Linked DNA regions of Mus musculus: all the other regions are linked to region 1. A link is a loop called in an ENCODE intact Hi-C map of the cell type or tissue named here. Cell type or tissue: heart. All regions are shown on one strand.

The links. A loop is a pair of places that touch in the nucleus more often than their neighbours do. Peaks named below come from ENCODE experiments on the same cell type or tissue, not always from the same donor. Only the 100,000 strongest peaks of a DNase experiment are listed, where the experiment ranks them.
Region 2: it touches region 1 in a loop (2.2-fold over the local background); 4 of 42 quality-filtered maps call a loop at or near these places.
Region 3: it touches region 1 in a loop (2.5-fold over the local background); 4 of 42 quality-filtered maps call a loop at or near these places.

What each region holds. Positions count from the first base shown.
Region 1 is chr13:48,963,967-48,971,966 of GRCm38, forward strand. Fam120a (family with sequence similarity 120, member A) reads right to left here and starts at 4,094. Exons shown (of 18, transcript NM_001033268.3): 1 at 3,389-4,094. The coding sequence starts at 3,862. It overlaps Fam120aos (family with sequence similarity 120A, opposite strand), which reads left to right and starts at 4,146. Exons shown (of 2, transcript NR_015601.1): 1 at 4,146-4,638; 2 at 4,972-5,939. In heart, CTCF peaks have their summits at 1,630, 3,719 and 4,570; DNase peaks (open chromatin) are centred at 1,835, 2,935, 3,445, 4,345 and 2 weaker places; H3K4me3 peaks cover 4,516 bases; H3K27ac peaks cover 4,451 bases.
Region 2 is chr13:48,527,489-48,535,488 of GRCm38, forward strand. No RefSeq gene overlaps it. Among named protein-coding and RNA genes, the nearest start is that of Mirlet7d, 4.6 kb to the right of the region's middle. In heart, a CTCF peak has its summit at 1,211 (motif pointing right); DNase peaks (open chromatin) are centred at 1,203 and 3,433.
Region 3 is chr13:48,542,919-48,550,918 of GRCm38, forward strand. No RefSeq gene overlaps it. Among named protein-coding and RNA genes, the nearest start is that of Mirlet7a-1, 8.6 kb to the left of the region's middle. In heart, a CTCF peak has its summit at 3,791; DNase peaks (open chromatin) are centred at 3,113 and 3,763; H3K4me3 peaks cover 3,693 bases; H3K27ac peaks cover 2,749 bases.

The DNA.
Region 1 (8,000 bases):
CTTGGCTTGCATGTATGTATACACGTGTGATGCATGTGTGTGCATGTGAATACACACATGCTGTGTGGAAGCCAGGGGTTGACGGGTGTCTTCACATGGAACTTACTGGTCAGCAAGCCATGGGGATCTTGTCACCCTACCAGCACTGTGGTTGGAGCTACACAGTGCAATACTCAGCTTTTTCTGTGGGTGTTGGGGTTCTACTTTAGACCCTCTTTCTGTACAGCAGGCACTGCCAGTACTGAGCCACCTCCACAACTGCTCGTTGTTTTGTGGGTGAAGGTGGTGGGTTTTTTCCTAAGGCAAGTTCTCATGGAGCCTAGGATGGCCACTACCAGGCTACGCAGGCAAGGATAGCTCTGAACTTCTGCTCCTCCTACCCTACGTTCTGAGTACTGAGACTAGAGGTGTGTGCCACTATGTCCAGTTTTTGCAGTGCTGGGCATGGACCCCTAGACTTCACACATGTGGGGCAAACATTCTCAGGCCCAACACCAGTGTCTATGGGAATAAAGTTTCATTAAGAAGATACCAATTGGCCCTGGAAGAGCACTAGCTCCTCCGGAGGACCTGAGTTCAATTCCCAGCAACCACACGGTAGCTCACAACAATCTGTAACTCCGATTCCAGGAAATCCAACGTCTTATTCTGACCTTTCAAGGCACCAGGCACAAAAGAGGTGCACAGACATAATGCAGGCAGAACACCCAGAAACATTATAAATAAAATAAGGACCACCCAATTCCAGCTGCTCGCCCATTCTGGAAGATAGTGATAGTGCATCACTGGTTAAGTATCTGTGAGCCTCCAGAAAACATTTAAAAATCCAACACACAGACACACACATTGAAACATACACTTTCTTAAACAGAGACCACCGAAGATAATTTTTATGACTCCAAAATCATCCTTTTTAAAACATACACAATCATTACTTTAAACACTATCTTTAGTTTAATGTGTGAGAATGTTCTGCTTGCTTGTATGCACCTGTGCCACTTTCCCGTCTGGTGCTGTGGAAGTCAGAGGAGGGCTTCAGATGCCCTGGAGCTGGAGTATTAGATGATCAGGAGCCACCACGTGGGTGCTGGGAATCATGTGGGCCCTCTGCAAAAGCATGTGCCCTAACCACAAAGCCATCGCCCAGGCCCGCAAATCACCCTTGTGATACTGCACTACCCTCAGGGATGCTGAAGTACACAGGACTGCTCTCTTGTTTTAAAATAGTTCCCAGAATTCTGTCTCTGCTTTTTACAGCTTCACATCTTCTCTCTGGTGCCACCTTTTGCTATTAATGGAGCTCCTGCCTCCAGCAAACTATCTTTTTCACCTCTCCTCAGAGTTGAGAAAGTGGACAGCCAGGATTGCTAGAATTGCATCTACAAAGACTAGAGAAGGCTGAGAGACAGAGCAGGCAGGAAAGGCAACACTGTCTCAGGAGTGCACACACACACAACAGATATAGAGACAAGGACAGACAGAGGAGACTCTAATCTGAAGTAATATTCAATCTTTTATTGAATGTCTCTGCTGACTAAAAATACAGCCCTGTGCAGTTAGCAAAAGCAGGTAAAATAAAACTCTTTTTGTGTCTTAGATGTTACTTCCCATCACTAAGCAACACTAAAGCAGGTCCATTTCCAGGCTGTCCACTAGAGGTAGATCACAGAGCAACAGCTTTGCTTTCCCCCTCTGAGAGCCCCAGGCTACAGAGAAAAAGTGAGAGGCACACACTGCCTCTCACACGAACTCCCTAAGAAATGTCAGGCTGTGTATCTGCCATATTCCTGGGCCAATCACCAGGCATCCAGCCACCCCCACCCACACACTTAAACACAACTTCACCAATTGCAACAGGACCCTGGGTGGGACTTCCGCAATCATTTTAGGCTTAACTACCACCATCACCACTGCCAGCAGGGATGGTCAGGAAGAGGGAGACATGCTAAAAGTTGTAACTCAAGCTCAGTTTCCAAAGAAAAGAGCAAGTTGGAAGACAGTAGCAAGTCTTAAAAACTCAAACAGCCTCACCCCTCCCCAAAGAAGTGTTTAAAAAAAAAATCATGAAAATGCAAAGCTATTCAAAGTTGAGGATCAGTTAGGTGCTCGGCTCTCAATCAACCTCGGAGCCCTTAAGTTCTCTGGCCCAATTCTGGCTGCAGAACCTTCTGCCAACGGGACAGCAGAGGGCTAACATGTGGAGCTCTCCCTCCTTACCCACCAATCAGGGCTAGTGAAGGTCACTCAACACTTCCTGTGCAGCAGAAAAACAGCTCTCACAAGCTCCTGCCTATGCCAAACGACCCCCAAATTCTTCTTCCTGGTCCTAATTGCTACCTTCATAGTAGACATACAGAACTGAACCACTTTAAAACTCAGAGAACTGACAAGAGCCCATCTCATCAAATTCACAGTACCATGAAATCTAAAACCAAAACGTTACCATAGACAATTTCTCCAAACATCTCATTTTCAAAGGTAGAAGAGCAGGGCATCTGCCTTGAGAATTAAGAGATCAGCCCTGGTTTATAACAAGGTTCCTTCCTCTCCCACAGCTTTGGAGGCTCTGTTTTCAGCTTCCTGTGCCTAAGGTCCTGGCAATATACTCTCATTATTTATTCTCCAGACTTCCAAGATAAACCTGTTGCTGGGAAAGAGTGGGTTAATTTCGACAGATGGGTATATGCTTAAGGATAAGGCCAGTGGGTAGCCTGTCGGCCTCTCAGGGGAGGAGAAAGACTGAGGATGTGGGAGACGACACCACCGATCCCACTTTGGGTGAGGGTCTATCCACCAGCCTCAAGTGTCATATGAACAAGTCTATGGGCCCACAGAGGCCAGAGAGTAGGGAGGAATGTGGTGGGTAGACTTCAACCACACCAGGCCTAAAGGCCCGGGCATCCATCTTGCTCTAGGGCCCCTCTGCCTAGCTTGCATCAAGCCTGGGCATGGTGACACGCTATGTCCCGAGAGGGGCCCTGAGAGACACTGAAGCCTGCTGAGGCCTTCCACGGGCAGGGGCACCCAGGACTCACTCTGGGCTAGGCTGGGCTTCCCGGAACTAGTTCAGCGCTGACAGTGACCTAAGAGACCTCCCAAGTCCAACCCAAATCCAAGCCCAAAAAGACCCTAGGCCAAGCCCCAAACCCCTGGGCCAAGGAACCTCAGACTCAACTCTGATCGCTACCCAAGCAATCCCAGGCCCAGCCCGAAGCGCGAAGAGGCCTGTAGCCCAACTGTGACTCCTGTCCAAGTGACCCCAGACCCCAACCCTGACCCAAACCCGAAGGGAATCGGTCCAAAGGGCACCAGGCCCGATCCTGACTCAGGCCCAAAGAGACCCCAGCCCCAGCCCTGGGAGACCCCGGCGAACCGGCTGCAGCCGCACCTTGACGTGGAAGCGGATGAGCGCCAGGCGGATGCAGTGGGCCATACAGACCGGAGGCAGGAACCAGACCTTGGGCGGTGGCGTGCCCTTGTTCTGGACATGGCTGACGATCTGCTGCGCTGTCTGGCGCTCGTTGCCCTGCCGCTTGACCCACTCGTGCAGCCGGGCCTTCTCGAGCGCGCCATTGAAGAAGACGAAGAGCTCGATGTTGCCTCCGAAGCAGGCCTTGGCCAGAGCCGCCAGGTAGCCGAGCATGTGGTTCCACTGGCCGCCGCTCACCCAGTCGGTGTAGAAGCCACCGTACAGGCGATGCAGGCAGTTGTCGGCATCCACCAGCAGGCGCAGCGGGGTCTGCGGGGGCCGCTGCCGCCCGCCGCCCACCAGGCTGCCCCGGGCCAGCTTCTGCAGCTCCACCGGCACCACGGCGCTCGGACAGTGCTTCTCGATGTAGTCCTGGAAGCCCTGCACGCCCATGGCGGCGGCGGCGGGGCGCGCGCGCGCGGGCGGCGGCGGGGCCGGCGGCGGCGGGGCTGGGGGCGGCAGGGCCGTGGCGCGGCCGGCGGGCGCGGGCAGCCTCAGGGCTGGCTGGGGCTGGCCGGGGGCGCGCTCACGGCCGCCGCGGCCGCCATGTGCTGCCGCCTCCCAGGGCCATGTCTGGGGAGGGACCTGCGCCGCCGCCGCGCTCTGCGAGGCCGAGGCCGAAGCTGGGCCGGGCGGGGCGGCGCTGACGTCGGGCCCGCCCGCGCGGACGCGGGAGGCGGAAGAGGCGGCGCCGGGGCCGCGGCCGGGCTCCCGGGGCGGCGGCGGCGGGGCGGAGAAGGCGGAGCGCTACTCGGCTTGTCGGGCCCTTTAGGGGGCCGCAGCCGGGCGGGTTCGGGGAGGCGCCTGGGCCCGTGCAGGCCGCGCCCGGAGGCCGCGGCCTCCGAGGCTGGCTCCGCCCCGCTCGCGGCTGCGGGCCCGGTAGGCGTGGCCGGCAGCCAGCGCTCCTCCTCCGCCGCGTGTGTCGCGCGGCGGGGTTAGGGGGAGCCTGGAGCCCGGGAGCGCGAGCCGCGGAGGAGGACGGCGGCGACAAGATGGCGTCGCTCCCGGGACGGGACGGCGGCTTCACGGCCTGGTGTCGGGACCCGGCTGAGGAGACTCCCCGAGAGGGGCAAGCCTCCCCGGCGTGCGCCGCCCTCCGGAGACGAGCGGACGTGCGCTGCCTCCAGGGGCTCGGGCTGCGAGGGTCCGGCTAAACCCAGGCGCCGACGGTACGTATGCTGAGCCAGGACCAAACGTTCTGAAGGAGAAGCTGTCCGCTGGGGACCTGGGCACGTAGCTCAGTTGGCACAGTGCTTGTCTGGGATCTTCGATCGCCCAGGGTTCGATTCCCGCGTGTTGCTTAGGCCGTAATCCCAGCATTCTGAAGTGGAGAGTAGAGGATCAGAGAAGTTCAAGGTCATTCCATCCAATTGGAAGCCAGCCTGGGCTACATGAAACCCGCCTCCCGCTCCCCCTTCCCCCAAGAAAAAGGAGCGGTTTTTTTTGTTTGTTTTGTTTTGTTTTTTTGCTTACCTTCAATTTTTCATCTGTTCTTTTTCTAGACAAGCCGCTGCTGGAGCGGGGTGCACTGGACACAGGAGTGACCCATCCATCGCACAGAACACCAAGTTCATGCAGACTCAAAGCCCCCCATCAGAGTCTTCGAGAATAGGCAAACTGAATTCTATAGTTTCTTTTAATTTTTTTTTCTTTTAAAGACTATTTTTATTCTTTGACAGTTTCATGCGTGTATACAATGAACTGTGATCATAACACCCCATTCTTCCACCAATCTCAAACACAGGCTCCTGTGATGTAGACAGATGAAATGCGCTTAGGGCCTTGATGGATTTTCCTTAATTTTTTTAAACCCGATACGTTATGCCACTTATGTATAAAATTAGTGATGAGGCCACTAGTCCGCCTAGCTGAGTAGAAAACTTAATCCCAGAGTAAGTAATTCCATGTCATTTAGAAATTAAGATTACACTTAAAGCCTCACTAAATAATAACATCCCCCAAAATAATCAAGTTTTATGTAATTCACAGCTAGTATACAAGATTGCACATGAATCACTTGTATTTTCTTAACAAGATTACATTCCATATATATTTCATTCACTTGTTTAGGTTTGTGTTTATTTTTGTTGTGGTTTCTTGTTTGCTGGCCTGCTTGGGCTAGCCCTTTGCCATCCTGACTGCCTGGCCTGTTTTTTATTTCTTTTAAACATTACTGCTTTTATTTATTTATTTTAAAAAGGGAGAGGGGAGAAAGCTTTTGTGCTAGCACCCATGATTTTGGAATTAAGCATACATTTTATTTTAAGACCGTAGGATGGTGATCCTTCTAAAAGAAAGTATCACTCTCCTTAAGAGAGCCTTGGCTTTCTGTGGCCTCCCAGGTTGTTATACAGATGTTAGCAATGCCAGCTTTTGTAGTCACTTCTGTACTCTGTGATTGTATAGACTGTGCTTTGGAATTTTGAGAACTTTAAAATTCATTTTCATAATAAAAGCCCTCAAAATTTCATCATGCTTGCTTTCCCTGTTTAACTGTGTATGCCCTCCAAACTTATTAATGATTGGGAAATTGTTTGGCTAACAACGCTATAAAGAAAATTCAGGAGTTGAGTGATGTTTAAATTTTCTAAATATCTAAATCCTATTTGAAAAATACTAAATCTTAGAGTCTGCTTGGGAATACAATATGATTAGGGACTTTTTTTTCTCCATTTAGGGCTGTATTAGAGAAACTTTTCATGAAGTGATTACCACACTACTGAGGGGAAAAATAAATGAATAATACTGCATGACCATAGACTTCCAAGAATTCTCACCCTTTTAATTCCAGAACTCAGGATGCAGAGGCAGGTGGACCTGGGTGAATTGAAGGACAATCTTCTGTACCTAATGAGTTCCAGGTCACCAGTGCTACACAGAGAGACAGAGAGACCCTGTCTCCCCGACTGCCTCCAAAAAAAAAAAAAGGATTATGACTACTAGATTAATAGAGAGAGCCAGCCAGCCACAGAGCACAGAACTTAAGCAGGCGGGGGCGGGGGGGGGGGGGGGGCGGGAGTTTACTCTCAGCATTTCAACTTGTTTCCCATCGGCTAATTTACTTACAGCTTAAAGCAGGAAAATGTTGCCCTTTTTTTGGTTTGGGAGTTGGGGTTGGGTTTTGGGAATTTTCGAGGTTTCACTCATAGCCCAAGATGCCCTGGACCCCACTGTGCAGCCAGCCAGCCTCAATATACAGCAATCATCCTCAGCCCCCTGAGACCTGGGATTGCAAGTGCAGGGCATGTTGCCCGCCCAACATGATGCCTACCCGACACGCCCCGAGATCAGGAGGAGAGATCAGGAGGAGACACGGTATTCCCGCTGGGGTTTGATTCCTGGGGTGTGCCTAGCCCTAACCTGTGCCTGGGTGCGACTTCAGAGTCCCCACAGAGCATGCGCACGCTTGGTCTGCATGCAGTCTCAGGCTGTTCTAGTCTGGGGGCTTCTGGTACTCTGGGATTAAGCTTTCTACTCAGCTAGGCGGACTAGAAATGTTCTCTTCACAGCTGCGAATTCATTTTCGCTTTGAGCTGTTTTAAAAATACATTTTATGGGAAAGTAAGATTCTAACTTTTGGGTGTGTCTTAATTAGGCTTTCTCTTGCTGTGGTGGAACACCAGGACCAAAAGCAGCTTGGGTTGGAAAGTATTTCTTTCACTTACACTTGAGCTTTCCTTACTGAAGGGAAATCGAAGCAAGACCTCAAACAAAGCAGGCACCTAAGGCAGGAAGGAGCTAATGCAGTGGCTGCAAACGGTGACTGCTCATTGGCTTGCTCGGCCAGCTTGCTTTTATAACCCAACCACCAGGCCAGGAATGACTCCACCCACAAATGGCTGGGCCCTCCCACGTTAATCATTAAGAAAATGCCTTACAGACTTGTGTACAGCCTGATCTTGAAGAGGCATTTTCTCAGTTGAAATCCCTTCTCTTAGATGACTCTGGCTTGTGTCGAGTTGACATAAAACTAGCCAGTACAGCACAGATAAAGAGAAGAGTCCTAACCAGGTGGTGTGGTGCCCGCCTGTGATCCCAGCATTCTGAGTTCAAGGACAGCTGGGTCTATCTACAGAGTAGGTTCCAAGATAGGGCTAGACAGAGAAACCCTATCTTGAAAGACCAAAAAAGACGATGAAGAAAGAAAAGAGCAAATTCCTGGAATGGTTACTATGTGAAGAGCTACTTCCCATGTCAGCCATAAGTCCCTGCATGTCCTTGAGGCTGGAATTGCCCCTTGCTTGCCCATCTGTACTAATTGAGGTTGTTTGGTGTTCCTTATGTCCTATGTGCCGAATGCTGGCACCTAAAACCTCTTCTCTAGCACCCCTCTTTCCTGAAGCTAGAGATTGGGGACCATGCCTTGTGGACTTCCACCCAGGACTCCTAAACTCTGTTTTAGGCTAGGATAGAAGAGGAGAAAAGAGAAGTGTCTGACTTTGCACTGGAACCCAGGATCCTAGTAAGAAAATTTTTCTGAATCAACAAGTCTTATCTTTTTCCCCTCAAATAGTGAATGGTACTAAGAGTG
Region 2 (8,000 bases), 440 kb before region 1:
AGTAAGAGAGGGAGGGAGATAGGCACAGTGTAAGCAAAACAACTAATTAGTGTTTGCCAGAGATAGGAAGGGGAACGCTGAGAGTCACAGGGAATTTCTGAAAGTGATGGAAATGGTATGATTGTGGTGGTGGTTTCATAACTGTGTACATTTGGCAAAATTAATCAAACTGTACACTTACAAAATTTGTTGTATGCAGATTATATCTAAATAAAGCTGATTTTTTAAATTAAAAAAATTATTGATGCACCTATCCTTGGGCCCAACAAATCCATTTATGAAACTATTTTATGAGATGGAGAAAAAGATCAGTGGGTAAGAGCACTTGCTGCACAAATATGGGGACCTGAGTTCAAATCCACAGCATCTGGGTAAAATATCTGGATAGGGCTACACTTGCAGAGTATACCCTAGCAGAGACTGGGGGGCTTGCTGGCTAGCAACATAGTTCCGATTTCACTGAGAAACCAAGTTTTAAAGAAATAAGATGATCTGGACAGATGGCTCAGCAGTTGAGAGCACTGACTGCTCTTCCAAAGGTCCTGAGTTCAAATTCCAGCAACCACATGGTAGCTCACAACTATCTGTAATGAGATCTGATGCCCTCTTCTGGTGTGTGTCTGAAGACAGCTACAGTGTACTTAGATATAGTAATAAATAAATCTTTTTTAAAAAAAGAAAAGTAAGACAAAGAGTGATAGAATGGGACACTGAGCTTCTGTGGCCTCCATGAGCGAATTCACAGGCACATATACACACGTGTATGAGCGCGCACGCGCGCGCACGCACACATACACACACACACTACTATTGTACAAATAGATCTCCCCATGTAAAGACGACATTCCCTGGCTTCTCACAGCTCTGCTTGTGAGTCTTCACTAACAGGAAGCTCAGCAGTTAGGGATGGGCTGCAAGAGAGACTTGTCACATGGTGGTATTTATTAGCAAAAACAAAGAAATATTTTAGGTGATGAGCATGGGCTAGGTGAGGGTGTTTGTGGCCTCCCTGGAATGGGGTTCCCTGAGGGCATGCATATCTTTTGTCCTCTTAGCTAACGCCTCCTCATTCCTACAGCCTTCTCACTTGCAAGCTTCACAGCACTGCAGATACTTTTGTTCCTGAGGATTTGCACAAGAAGGAAGTTTCCCAGCGGGCTGAGGACCAGGCAGTTGCAGTGGCTCATGGATGCTATTTAACTAAATAACCACCAGATGGCAGCATGGCTCTGTTCTCTGAAAGTCCAATCTGCGACTACATCTGTCCAATGAGGAAGCCATTAGCCACATAAAGGGCCATTGAGCACTTGAAATGGGACTATTTCTAATTAAGGTTGTTTTCCACATAAAACGCACATGGTATTTTGAAAACCGAGTATTAAAAAGGAGCTTAATACGTCTAATTAGTGCTTAGTATTGATTATATGTGGAAATTAATGTTGTATATACGCAGTTAAAATTATTTTCACCTGCTTTCTTTGTACTCTTTACAAAAGTAAAAATGCAATTACCAGGAAATTTAATTTACACATGTGGCTCACATTATTATATTTCTAGTAGACAGTGTTTCACAAGACCTTTCATAAACCCTCACAGCAGTATCAGCATGGAGCCCAAAAGGCAATATTCCTTGTCTCTTTCAAAATGGCAGACTTGTGAATGTCATAGAACTCCTTCATGACCACAGCAGAGCCAGCCCAAAGGAGGAGGTCACACCAAGGCCCTCGAAAGCAACAGGAAGACTCTGGCTGTCTTGGCTATTCCTTCTTTCTGCTAGGTGCAAGAGGTGGCTCCTATGAGAAGCTGCCAGTGCCAGCTGCCATGGGCCTTCCCCTGTTTCTCTCACTGGTCCTCCAGTGTAATTACAGTGAGGATAGAGAACAGGATGAAGTGTCACACGCCTTTAATCCCAGCACTTGGGAGGCAAATGCAGTCAAATCTCTATGAGTTTGAAGCTAGCCCGGTCTACATAATGAGTTCAAGGACAACCAAAGCTACACCGTGAGACCCTGTCTTTGAAAATAAAAATAAAAAAGAAAGAAAGAAAAAAGTGAAAGAAGGAACCACCCATGAAGAGTAGGCTAGTACTAGAAGTCACATGACAACCTATGCATCTTGTTTCTTACTCTTTCTCTCACTGCCCTCCGCATTGAGATCTTACAGGAGTAAAAAAAAAAAAAAAGTTTCTCCAATTCCATAGGAGATTGGAACCAGTGGCCATATGCTCTATGTCTGATTGGCAAGAGGTTAGTGGTCCAGGGATAGGACATGAAGAACACTGAATGGACTAGCTCAAGGCCAGCTATGATCCAGATGAGCAAGCTCAAGGCTCCCAAAATAGATTTAAGAGCTACTAGGCAATACTGGTCCATGACAGATTGGCCAGATTTAAAGCATTTCAAGACTTCCTCTCCAGGAGAGCATGTGCTAAGTGTTGTTGCCCATTACCCTGACAAACTTTTCAACTTTCTGAGTATTTAACCCTAAAATATGTACATACATACATGTGTGTATGCATGTATAACATTTGTGTGTCTCATTTCTGTAAGACAAGATCTTACTATGTATGTCACCCAGACCAAGCTAGTCTCAAATTTAAAATTCTCCTGCCTCAGCCTCTCAAGAACTGGGATCATAGATGTATATTCATTTAGTTAGGTATTTTACATTAGATTGCACAGAAAAACAATGGACTCAACTCTTGCAGACAGGGGGCACAATGAATATATACATACATATATACTCTTTAGGGCTAAATATGTATGTTCTTGTATCTAATACTTCTATATAACATTGTATCTTAATACTTTGCTAATATGTACTCTTGTATCTTGTACTTCTACTTCAACTGAATTCTGAGCAAAATGGGCTTCTGAAAAAAGCACTCTGAAGTGGAAACTTAAGAGTTCTTTGGAAAGTCAGGTGGATGATGTTTTCCTGATGCAAGCACATGAAGGAACATGTCATTAATGTAGACACAGGTGTGACAGGCTAAGGCAGACTCCTGAAGGAAGTTTCCCTGAAGCAGACAAAGGAGAGAGGATATTCTGCTAAAGCAAGCACATGAAAGGGAAGAATTCTTTGCTAACTACACCCATGCATTGGTCCACCTTACATTGCATAGTTGAGCTGCATTTGTCAGGACTTCATTGAGAGAAACACACCAAAAAACTTCTGGTGGTGTGTTGCAGTTTCTTGCCACTTTCTGAAAGTGGGCTAATTGGCAGAGTGATGTCAGCTGAGACAACACAGGTGCTGAGGCAAAACCTGTGGAGGACACTCGATGTTTGGAGAGAGGATAAATAGGACTCCATGCAGCAGAGGCTGTGCTTGGCTTGCTTACAGAGCTAGCTGTGCAATGCTTGTGAGCCTAGTGTCTTCACTGATCATCACTTCCCTAAGAGAGGCACAGCCCAGAACTTCTCCTGGCTTCTCGCCATTGACTTGAGCCAAGGCTGAGGCCTAGCTGTCTCTGCTAGGTAGTGCCACAGCTGCTGAGTGTTTGCTATCCTGACTCTACCAAACTGGACTGCTGGTGTATCCATGAAGTGTTTGTGAGTGAACTGAGATGCTGCTGCTGCTACTAACCTGTAAACTAAACTGCCGATTTCCAGACAACACAGACAGAAGGTGCCCCAAAGAACCTTTCTAAACAGGTCCGCTTCCCTGCCCCCTCCTGTATCCTTTCTTTTCCACTACCTGGGGGGTGGGGGAGAGGGCTAAAAGGGAGGTTAAAGCATTTAAGAACCATCATTAAAAATAAGATTTTTGGGGCTAGAGAGATGGCTCAGTGGTTAAGAGCACTGACTGCTCTTCCAGAGGTCCTGAGTTCAATTCCCAGCAACCACATGGTGGCTCACAACCATCTGTAATGGGATCTGATGCCCTCTTCTGATGTGTGTCTGAAGACAGCTACAGTGTACCCATATAAATAAAAATAGAATTTGAAAACATTAAAGTTTCAGCACACTCCTTCCTAGAAGTGCCAGCTCTGAGGGCAACACAAACATGGGGACAACAGGAGTGGTATAAGCCCCATGTGTGATTTTTCAGATGTGTCACTGTGGGTAGGCTTTGAGTTTCAAAAGCTTACAGCATTCCCAGTTAACCGTATCTCATGGTGGTTGCCTCAAAGTGTCAGCTCTCAGCTAGGGCCCCAGCACCATGCCTGCCTGCTGCCATGATGGTCATGGACTCACCCTTTCTAAGTTGGTTCTTCTTGCTTGGTTACAGTGCTTTGTCACAACAGTAGAAAAGTAAATAAGGCCGACTACTTGTGTGTTCTTAATTTTATCACTGAAATTGTTTTACTATAAAGCATCCATGTTTCAATTAATTTTTAAAATATTTTTATTAGGTATTTTCCTCATTTACATTTCCAATGCTATCCCAAAAGTCCCCCATACCCTCCCCCCCCAATTAATTTCTATATATTTTGTAGGTATTGTACTTAGGACACTGAGTTGGGTTTCTTTTTCAGATAATTCAGTTAGCTAGCCTCTACCAAAGCTATCAATTTTTCTATACTGTCTACCCTTTAACATAATATTTGGGGGTGTCTATGTAAAACATCCTTGTCATCTTCCAATAGTAAGAATTTTACTTCCCCCTTTTTCAATTCAAACATTCTTTCTCTTGCTTCATTGTTCTGGCTAGGGTGTACAGCATTTTCAATAAAGGTGGTTAAAAAAGGACTCGTCCTGTTCTTGATCTTCAAAGAGAAAGCTAGCAGCTTGTCTCACTTGGAGCATTAACTAGAACCTTGTTGTATATGTAGTTATATCATTTGGGATCTTAACTATGAATGTTAAATTTTATCAAATACCATTTCTGCATGTACCAAAATAATCATATGGTTAATTTATGTGTTGTGCGGTACTTACTGATTTGGCTTGTTATTCCCTCCTTGAATCCGTGAACTCCTCTTCATGGTGAGAACCCATTTTAATGTGCTTTTGGATTTGGTTTTCTAGTTTTACTTAGTTTCTCATCCATCTTTATAAGCATACTGACCACTGACTTGTGTCTTTATATAGTTTTACTATATTGATAACACTGGCCCTGGATAATGAGTTTGGAAGAATACCTTCTTTTCCTCTTCATATACTTTTGAAAAGCATGAGTTGGTTTTTGTTCTCTTTTAAATGCTTAGTGGATTTCAACAATGAAGCTTTTCTATGGTGGGGGCCTCATTACTGATTCATCCAATTTCAGAAACTGTGTCCACTTCTTTCATCAGCTATGTAGAGGTGTTCACAATTATCTATATTTCTACAATGTCAGATGCAACATCTTTATTTCCCCTAAGTACTGTTGTCTCTCAGTCCTATCTTGCTGGTTTTTGCTTGTTAAAAATGTTATTTCTGCTTTAATCTTTTTTTTTCTTTTACTGACCTGAAGATCAGTTATATTTTCAGTTAAGTGTTAACAATGAGTTATTTTCATGATGTAGATACTGGTCACAATAAACTTTTAGTACTACTTGTTTTAGTATGTGGTTCCCATTTTCGTTTCATGAAATTAAAAAATTTTAATATCCTTGTATATTGGTTACAGTGTAAATTCTTTGATCTCTCCACACCACCCCCACCTTAAAATAGCCTTCAGTTTTTTCTGTTGACTGATGTCTATTTGTTTCTTTAATGAAGTACATTTCGTTGTTCATCTACTTCCCTTAAAAACTGGCCATTTCCTGATGATGCTTACTTTATTCCTTATCAAAGCATGATTCTACAAAGTCCTTGATGTGGGCATGCAAGTCCACATGTAAAAGATTAAGGCTTTTATTCTCATTTTAACAATGTTTTTGTGACATTTTATAAACAAAAAGGTTTTCTGGACATGTAATCACTTCTGCTGTCTTAGCACTAGCTGGTACCTTCAGTAGTTTACAGTAGTCTTGGTTTGATCTGTTAATTTCCCACTAGAAACCATCTTGAAGCTCCTGTTCCAATAAGCAGTTATGGAACCATTCAGAATTAGAATGACTGCAGGAAACCCAATTACTGAGCCTACTCACCTTTACCACTGATGTCCCTTCTCTGGGCCTTACGTGGAGGGGTTAGCTCCCAACTCAAAAGGCCTGTTTTCCCTCCAGACTAGTCCATCTTGTGTTGCTAGGGGTCTACAAGGAGGAACCAAACCAACCCACGGCCACCCACTCTACAATGTTCAGTCTGAGCCCAAAGGCCAGTCACCAACACAGCATGAATTCCAAAACTAATGCAAACATTAGTGCCTAGGCCTGTGGCATACTTACGCCTGAAAAATGACACGGCCAGACAGTGATATACGCCTTAACACAAAACCAACTGGACTTTGGGTTATTCTCTACACACTGTAAAATCTGGGGAGGCCTGTTGAGGACATAGGATGCTAAAATGAACTAAGGTCTGACCTGATTTAGCTCTTCTGAAGGTATTTTGTTGTGACTACTAATTTATGTTCTTATGGGGAGCAGTTTCTGGACACCTTGTTTCAGCTCTCTCCCCCACTTGCTCTTACTCCCATCTACCCTTTTCTTAGTGCACTGGTACTCAAACTTCCTTGCAGGCCTGATTATATTACTTTAAAAAGCACATCAGGAATCAATTTAAGGTGACCCAAATTTCCAAAGCATCAGGAACATCCGATGCTCATGATCATTGAGCTCGATCCTAGTCTGGCTGCCAAATCCCAAGATTGAGAAGTTTTGGGTGTCATCAGCCTCTCCCCACTGCAATGCTGTTGTGCCCATGCTCATAGAACCACCACCCAAGGGACCTATATTCTCTTATTTTTAGCTCAGCCAAAAAGCCTTTTCCTGAGAACCTGATCAGTGTCTTCACTATCCCCTCAGGGTTAACTTTCAGGATTCCCCTAATACACTGAATTTCCTCTGCAAGAAACTTAACTCTTATTGTAGGGTAATGCATTTCTCTCACACACATGACTTAAAATGATGGCCCATGTCTTAAAATTTAAGAATCTGGCAGAAGTAGGCAAGCAGTTTAGAGGCCAGCCTGGCTTCCATAGTGAGTTCCAAGACAGCCAAGGACATGAGACTGTCAGACTTAACAGCAAATGCTAGTTCTCTTTGTTTCCATCAAATTACTGACCAATCTAAACCCCTGTATCACAAGATAGCTATAATCACTAACACCAGTAGTGTATTTGTACAAGTTTCTCCTCCTGAAATACAAAACCTTCACAATTCCACCTCAATGGTCTCATATATGTATACCCTGAACTCCCAATTGTTTTAGTTTTGTCATTTTGATTACAAGGTATCAGGGTAGAGGGAACCTCAATGAGAAAAATTCTATCAGATTGGTCTGCAGGAAAGTGAGATATTAAACTGAGTTGGGAGGGCTTGGCATAGCCAACCTGTTTTAGGAGATACCACCCCTAGGCAACTGGTTCTGGGTTGTAAGGAAGCAGGCTGAGCAAACCATGGTAAGCAAGCCAGCAGTGTTCCACAGCCCCCTTTCGGGTCTTGCTTCTAGGTTCCTGCCCTAATCTTACCCAGTGGAGTAACATCAGCGATTTTAGCTAAAATAAATCCTTCCCTCCTCAGTCTTTATTGCAGCAATGGAAAGCAAAGACACCAACCTCCTTACCCAAAGTTTTCATAGGAGACATTACTATTAGTAAAGTTACCTGCTTCCCTCATTTGGTAAATGTTTGAACTATACTGAGGAAATGAAGAGGTATTTGCAAGGTAGTATTTGCTTGTGCAAATTCAAGACTCAAAGGTGTATGGAAATGTAGCCACATTTATAATCATATATAATATGAAATTACACGAACATTTACAAAACAGGAAATTATAAATATTGAATTAGCCTTAGTAATACATCTATGAATAATGGTAGTAGACACTAATAGAAAGTGAAGTTATAATAGATACCTAAAAAGATGATTTGGTGTCAGGTATAGTGGTACACAAGTGTAATTCTAGCATTGAGAAGTGGGATAGAAGGATCTCAGGTTCAAGGCCAGTCTAAGCTATACTACTGGGT
Region 3 (8,000 bases), 420 kb before region 1:
CATATCAATTTAAAACAAATTATCTAAAATGTCTCAAAATATTCCTAAAGTAACAAAAGTACCTTTCAGCTGTCTTAAGAGAATTTAAATCTATCTTGTATCTAGGAAAGGTCTTTTGTGAGATAAAGCTGGAAAACCAGAAAAGTTTTGTCTATCTTTAAGACAAACATATCCAGGTAGCAAATATGAATTTTTGAAAAGTAGCTAAATAATGCATCACAGTTGCATTATTCATTAAGAAACAATTACCAACACTGAAACTGAATATCTCAAAATGGTACACACTGTAACTAAAATATACTCCTGCTGTAATGTAAAATACTCTAGATTTCACTAGGTACCAAAAAGGCAAAATCATTATATCTAGTTAATGCAATCTACTCTTAATTGATTACATAATGCACAGAACACCCACAAAACTCAAGGACCATGTAAGGTGCCACCTTTACCCCCATTACTTTAGTCCTGAGAAAACATGAAAAAAAAAACATTGACAATTAGTAAAAATAGTCTTTATAGTATAAGTTTCTAAAGACATTCAAAGTTTTGAAATACTGCTAGCCTTGAGTGCCAAAATATACTTCCCAACTTATACACACTTAAATGGGAGAGGGGAGCAGTGTTTTACACATTTCACCAAATATGACTATAGAGCTGTTTCTATTATTCCTTGGAGATCAGTGTAAGAGAGGAAATGTGCTCTTCAGGAGGACATTAACCATTTCTGCCACTCACAAAATGGTACTTTGCAGGAAAACTAACAGATATAGCTGATGTAGCACATTATTTCGTATTTTAAATCTTCCTAAAAGTTTCTGATCACCACATACTAAGTGATTCAGGATACATTATTTGGAACATTCATTGGTGGTGCTTCCATCTAGCCTCCTTTATTTGAAACAGGGTCTTATACAGCTCAGGATGGCCTGGAACCTTCTACATAGCTGAGGATAACCTCTAACAGTGCAGGGATTGCAGGCAGGAACTGGAGATGGAACCCAGGGCTTGAGGCATGGCTGGCAAGTACTCTTTATCAACTGAGTGAGCTACACCTCCAGCTCTGGCTTTGTAGTATTTTTAAAAAGGCTTCTTTTTTTTAATTATTTTGTATTATGTCTGCACAAATGTGGACATCGAAGGATAACTTGGAGTCAGTTCTCTCCTCCCACCATGTGGGTGAGTCCCAAGGATTCAAACTTGGGTCACTGTCAGGTATGATGCTAAGTGCCTTCAACCACTTATCTATCTGCACAATTGTCACCAACTCACACTGGTTCTGTAACATTAGTTACTGAAATAAAAGGAACTTGATATTTAGGATGCTATTCTCTAAACCAATTAGTTTCCTTAGTTCTGGAGGAGGTTTACTAGGGACATTTCCCAGGACCCTCAAGAAATCTAAATGAGACTTACTAACATTAAATTATTATGAGCATTTATTTTATTAGTACTGGAAACTCAACCCACCAATTCAGGCATGTCTGACAAGCTTTCTATCACTGAGCAACAACTCCAGCAGGACCATTTGTTTTAATACTTCACTCTGTGAACTGAAGTACTTTTTTTTGTTGTTTGTTTGTTTTTGAAACAGGTTTTATCTGTGCAGTCCTGGCTGTCCTGGAACTTGCTCTGTAGATCAGGCTGCCCTCAAAACTCTTGAGATCCACCTGCCTCTGCCTCCTGAGTGCTGGGATTAAACTTGTGTGCCAACACCTTCTTTATAGCCACATGTTTTGCATTCCTCTACCTTTCCAGCTTGAAAAATTACTAAGTCTCAAATCAGCACAACTTCAATTTATAGTGGGGGAGGGCACAGCTTGCTTCAAGTCTACAAAACTATCAATTTCTACAATAAAATTACCCATAGGGTAAAATGCACGCCCCATCTACACAATTTTGATAACACTTTTTAGACCCGACTTAATTTGGAAGATTTCTATTCTCTAATTAAAGTTCTTACATTTCCAACTAGTATTTTTGTTACACTAACAATTTCAAATTTCCCAAATATTACTGCTTCAACTGACAGAACCTAATGAAAGGCCAGAATGCTGAAAAATCTGTATTAAACTAACTTTTCTTTTTTTGGCTTTTTTCGAGACAGGGTTTCTCTGTGTAGCCCTGGCTGTCCTGATACTCACTTTGTAGACCAGGCTAGCCTAGAACTCAGATATCCGCCTGCCTCTGCCTCCCAAGTGCTGGGATTAAAGGCGTGCCCGGCTAAACTAACTTTTCTTATAAAAAGATTGTTTACTTGTTCAATTTTCTTCACAAGATTATCAGGCAATCAAAAACAAGAACACTAATGTTTTAAACTTCAAAAACAGGTTGCCAATATTTTTCAACAGTTAAAAAAGCAATCTGTCATCGTCTTCCATTTTAACTAAGTTTCTAAAGTTTTTCTCCGCCCCCCCTTGTCCTTTCATAATTATCCTTTTAACACAAAAAGTTGAAAACTACAACACAGACGATCACTTCTGACACAGACCCTGCACTAACAAGCGGGATCACCGAAGGGCAGTCCTGGCCAAGGGCATAAAGGTTACCACCCTGCCTCCGCTAAAGAGCGCGCCGAGAGATAAGTTTTCTTAGCCGGCCTCCGAGAGGCCACCCGCTTCCAAGAGTTTGCAGCCTCCCCAGTCAAAAGGCCAGTCTCGTTTCCGGTGCCACCGAGCTGCAAATCTCCTACCCCATCCCCTGGGATACAGTTTCCTCCCGCTCTCGCGCTCCCCTCCCCCTGGCCAAGGACGGGCAGCCGCAGCGATCCTCCAGCCCCAGCAGCTGCTCCAGGCCCTCAGGCCGCAGTTGGCCGAGCGGAGCAGGGGCAAGCAGCCAGCGTTGGCTCTCCGTTCCCTCCCTGCCAGCGCCTTCCCGCCCCGCCCCGTCCCTCCCCGCCCCCCGCACTTCCTACCTTCCTCCATCCCACCCCCCCCAACCAAAGCCAAGGTCTCCCCGGCCCACAAACCTGACGGCGGAAGTGACGTCATAGAGGCCCGGCTACGTCCGCAGCCAGTCACGCCACAGCGGGGAGGTAGCCCCGACCAACCGGCGCGAGCCAGAGGGCGGGACTTCCGTCCGCCGCAAGTTTGATTGAAGCGGCGGGGGAGGGGCGAGGTGAGGAATGTGAAGAATGACCCCCCTCCCCCGCCCGGTCGCCGAGGAGCTGGGCGGGAAGCGGAGGGGGCTGGGGCAGGCCAGCGGCCACGCGGCACCCCTCCCCCGCCCGAGCCCCAAGGCCCACGGCATCCGTGGGCCACCGGCCCCGGGGCCACCCGCCTGCCCGAGGCGCCCAGGCCATCCCACGGGTCCCAGGGTGCGGCGCGGCAGCCCCCAAGTCTTCCCTCCTGGTCGCCCGCTGCCGCCGCCGCTGAGTCTGGAGGAGGGAAAAATGGCGACGTCCCCGCGCTCGCCTTCACGCCCGCAGTACCCACCTCAAGCTCGCGGATAAAGGCGTCCCGCTGCCGCCACGGGAAATGGTCTGGCTTTCCCCCCACCGTGGCCCTCCACCGCCGCGCCCGGGAGAGAGCAGCGCGCGAGAACCCGGATGGAAGCGCGGGCGGGCGGGCGCCGCCTCGGCGGCCTGAGGGAAGGCTACGCGCGCGCCGGGAATCCGAGGCGGGGGCGGGAGCTGCGGGCAGCGCGCATTCCTATTGGCGGACGCTGTTGACGGACGTGTGCCTCGCCCTCTCGCCTTAGCCGGTCGGGGCTCACCCGGACCCCCACTGGAGGGTGACGGCTGAGCCCGCCCCCGCCGCGGAGAAGGCGGGTCTGGCCCGCCCACCGTGACAGGCTCCTCTTTCCCTACTGGAGGACCGGGAGAATAGCGAGGACCGTCCTCTGAGTCCCGCCCTCCGCGGTGATGGACAAGTCGTGTCACGTGGCCTCCGTCCGCTCTGCCGGCTGCGAGGCGGGAGGTGCTAGAGTTTTCGGGGCGGTTTTCACGTGTACCCAAGATGTTGGATTCACTCAGTCTTCCCTCTCGGGGGCTCCGGGGCTCGACGCCAAGGCCACTCCATACCTCACTTCACCCATCTGTCACATAAGGAGTTAGGTCTCCTATGGTGTATCTTTTATCTCTTTTATTTTTTTTTTCTTTCCCATGTATTGAAATTTTTGTGCTAAAACTTTTTCAAAGCAATCTTTACGAATTCTTTTTTTTTAAATCAATGCAAAAGCATTTCTTCATTCTTACTGGAACTTTCCATGCACTAGGAGACCTCTCTGCTCTTTGGTGGGTGGGTTGGGGTACTATTTAATGATAGTAGGTTTGCACGGTTTAAAAAAGAGAGTCAAGAGAGTCAAGCATCAACAAAACCCTATGAACATTCATCTGCAATCCATCCAGGGGAAAAAGGCACTGTACACGTCAGCAAAGTGCTTATATTATAAACTCCAACTATAAGCCATCCTAACATTCTCTGTCCAAAGCAAATGACAAGAGAGTTTAGAAGATGGGAGAGTTTGGGACTAAAGTGAACAAGTGAACAAAAAGAAGAGGAGGGTGGTGAACCTTGTGGGATAGGTAGGATATGGGGAGGAAGAGCTTCAACCTTCAGGATATACTGTGAGAAAGAGGATTATAAACCACACGATGTCATCAACTCTTCATACAAAGCTGGACTCCTCACAGTAGGTTTTCCTTCGTAGGCATAGCGGTGTGGATTTTGCTGTTTCGTTTTCTTCCTTTTTTTCTTTCTACTTTTTTTTTTTTTTCAGTAAACAGAAACCTAATTTGAAGGTGACTTACAGAATCAAAATGCCTCAATATAGCCACCTGACTGGCGACGGATGGCTGAAGCTTCTGGTTTCCGTCCTAAGAGAAAGAGACATTCTAGACTATGGGAATTGGGACCTATAAAGTAGGAGTAGCCCACAGAGAAGCCACCCCCTGGGCCCTGAAAGAGCAAATTCCTTCAGCCGAGGTCCTTGGAGAGGCCCACCCTGTGTCCTGGAGGCTTTGCTACCTCAGTTCCGTTCCACCTCTAGCATGACTCCCTCCAAATTTTCTCAGTCCAGACAAACAAGTAATTGTAACCAAAACTGCCAAAGTAAAGCATACATACTTCTCGAAATGTCCTCTGGCCTCTTTGCCTCAGTCCTCCCCTTGTTAAGATCTCCTTTGACCTGTGTCTTCTCTTTTGTCCTTTCGTTCATTGTTCATTGCATGACTTCAAGATGATATATTCACTTCTTGATCTCCCTGCTGTTCATCGATCAGACTCTCCGTCCTTATTCCGGGGTGTGATGGGCCATTTTAGTGTGTCAGTTTGAGCCACCATGCCCCAAGATATCTTATTAAATAATATTGCTGGATGTCTGTGAGGATGTTTCTAGAAGAGATTAACATTTAAAGTGGTAAACTAAGGAAAAACTAATGGCTTTGCCTAATGTGAGTGGATATCATCCAGCCCATCCAGGGCTTGAATGAACCAAAACGGTACAGGGACACAGGGTGGCTGAATTCTCTGCTTTCTGACTCCTAGGCCCTGAGATTTCACCAGCAGCAGCTTGCCTAGGTCTGCAGCTTCCATATGGAAAATTGTGGGCCACGGCCCAGCTAGATGGCTCAGCAGATAAAATGTGCTTGCCGCCAAGGCTGATGACTAAGTTCAGTTCCCAGAATCTGCATGGTAGAAGGGAACCAACTCCTGCCAAGTTGTCCTCTGACCACACAAACGCACACATATATGCTGAGTAAATGAAAAAAATTTTTTTCAAGGAATTAATAGGACTTCTTAGACTTCATAATCATTGATCGAAGAAGACACATACACATTTATACGTAGATGCTCCTTGTCTTGTGATAAAGTTTGGACCCAATAAATCAATATTGTAAGTCAGACTGTCATAAGGTGGGAGCATTGAATACACTACCAGTTCTGCTCTTCTGGTAAACACTGGCTAATACAGCAGATCACCTTTGGCAGTTGGCCTAGGCCTTGTTATAGCCTGGTCTGGTTATCATAAGAATGATATCTGTCAAGCGGGGCAGTGGTGGTCCACGCCTTTAATCCCAGCCCTTGGGAGGCAGAGGCAGGTAGATTTCTGAGTTTGAGGCCAGCCTGGTCTACAGAGTGAGTTCCAGGACAGCCAGGGCTACACAGAGAAACTCTGTCTTGGAAAACAAACAAATAAACAAAAAAAAAAGATATCTGTCAGTGTCTTCCACAACCTCATCTACTCCATAGGCCCCATGACTCCTGAGGGGCCTTAAGTGCTAGTACTCCCCGAGGAGTCACAACAGAAAAAAAAAAAAATTCCACAAGCAGAGACCTCAGGCAGAGAGGGATACTTTCCAAGGTTATCCTTAGAGAGGGGTGGACATCAGTTATACTATCTGTCTCACATTATCTTCCTCAAGGGGTTTACAAACAGGTCATAGCCCAGGGTTCCACGTGTTCCCAGAAATGCTTGTTACTCTCGGGCAATGTTTTAAATCTATCTTAAATTGGCTGACAGCATTCAAAAAAAGATCAAGACGTTTAATTTGAAAATATCTAGATGTCTTGGTTTTCTCAGAAAAAAAAAAAAAAAGGGAATCTCTGCATTCAGTCTGCATTTCAACATGACACTGTACTCTCCGTGCAAGCTGAACTCTCCTGCCTACCAGTCACCAATGAGCCTGCTTCATTTTTATTCTGAGCCTGGTCCCTGAAATCATTGAATGAGTCCTCTGGACTTAAAGCAGTCTCCTCTTGGGGTGGGGGTCAGGGATTGCTCCCGACCCATTTCAAGTGTGAGGTTTCACTGAGCTGACACCTTCACCACAGAGCTGAGAAGGTGGCACAGGCAGAGCAGTACTACAAAAGTCACTATCTAAATGAGGTCAATTAGAGTTCCTTCCTAAGAGTGTATCGGAAATGAGCTCAGAGAAGAGAACCCTCATGACCTCGGCCCCAAAGCGGCAAGGACATAAGGAGAGGCCTATCTGCAAGAGTAGAGAAGCAAGGGGCCTGGGAAGATAGCTCAGTGTGGTCATTAGTTCAGTCAGTCTCAACACCCACATAAAAAGCCAAGTGTGGAAGCAGGCCCCTATTTCCAGGGCTGGGGAGACACCCAGCCAGCCCAGCAGAGTCAGTGAGCTTCAGGTTCAGCGAGAGACCCTGTCTCAGAAAATAAAGGTGACTGGCATTGACTTCTTTCCTCCACATGTACATACATAAGTGCACAAACTACATGTGCATGCACACACACAAACACGCACACACACACACACACACACATTCGCGCACATGGAGAATCAGAGACAAAACGCTGAGAGCGGGGGTTATGACAGAAGCCGAGTCCCTGCATTCTGGGATTCCTGAGATCACAGTGATGAACCAGCCTGCCTCCATCTTAGGCTTGAAGGCTTCTTACAGTAAAGGCAAACTAGGTTCATTCCTCTTTATGATTAAATCTGTTTCTCAAGGATTGGCCTGTAACCTTAACTACAAATAGTTCTGTGCTGCCTGTTCCAGGAAACAACTACGTCCTTGTTTCAAAAAGTTGTAATAACCATCTTGCAACCCTACCATTGTTTGAGAAGATTGCTATGAAGTCCACCTTGTTATGTTTTGCTTCTGTAAACCCCACCTATTTAACTCGACAGTCAAATTCCCCCATTTGGAAACCCCCTACCCCTGAGCTATAGAAACCTTGTCTTCCTCACATTCAATGCTGATCTCTTGAACCCCACTTTTAGGAAGCGACAGCCCATGTACGTGAATAAAGAAGCTTGCTTTAATTAATTGGATGATTTGGGTTGGTGTCTTTCCTTGCACGTTTGGGATTAACAACAGTACCATTTCCCCAGTGTCAGACACAGTTTTCTCTCTATATGGGAAGTACGTGGAGTCTGTGTGAGTCATGTTCAACGGTAAGGAAGTTGGGAGGAGGATGGGCATAATAAGATTCAGAACCCACATTCCAACCATCTACTAACTGCAGCTTTACTTACTCCTGAGTAAAGGGGGTCCCCAAAAATTAGTCAGTAGCTTCCTTACCTAAGTAGCAGAAAG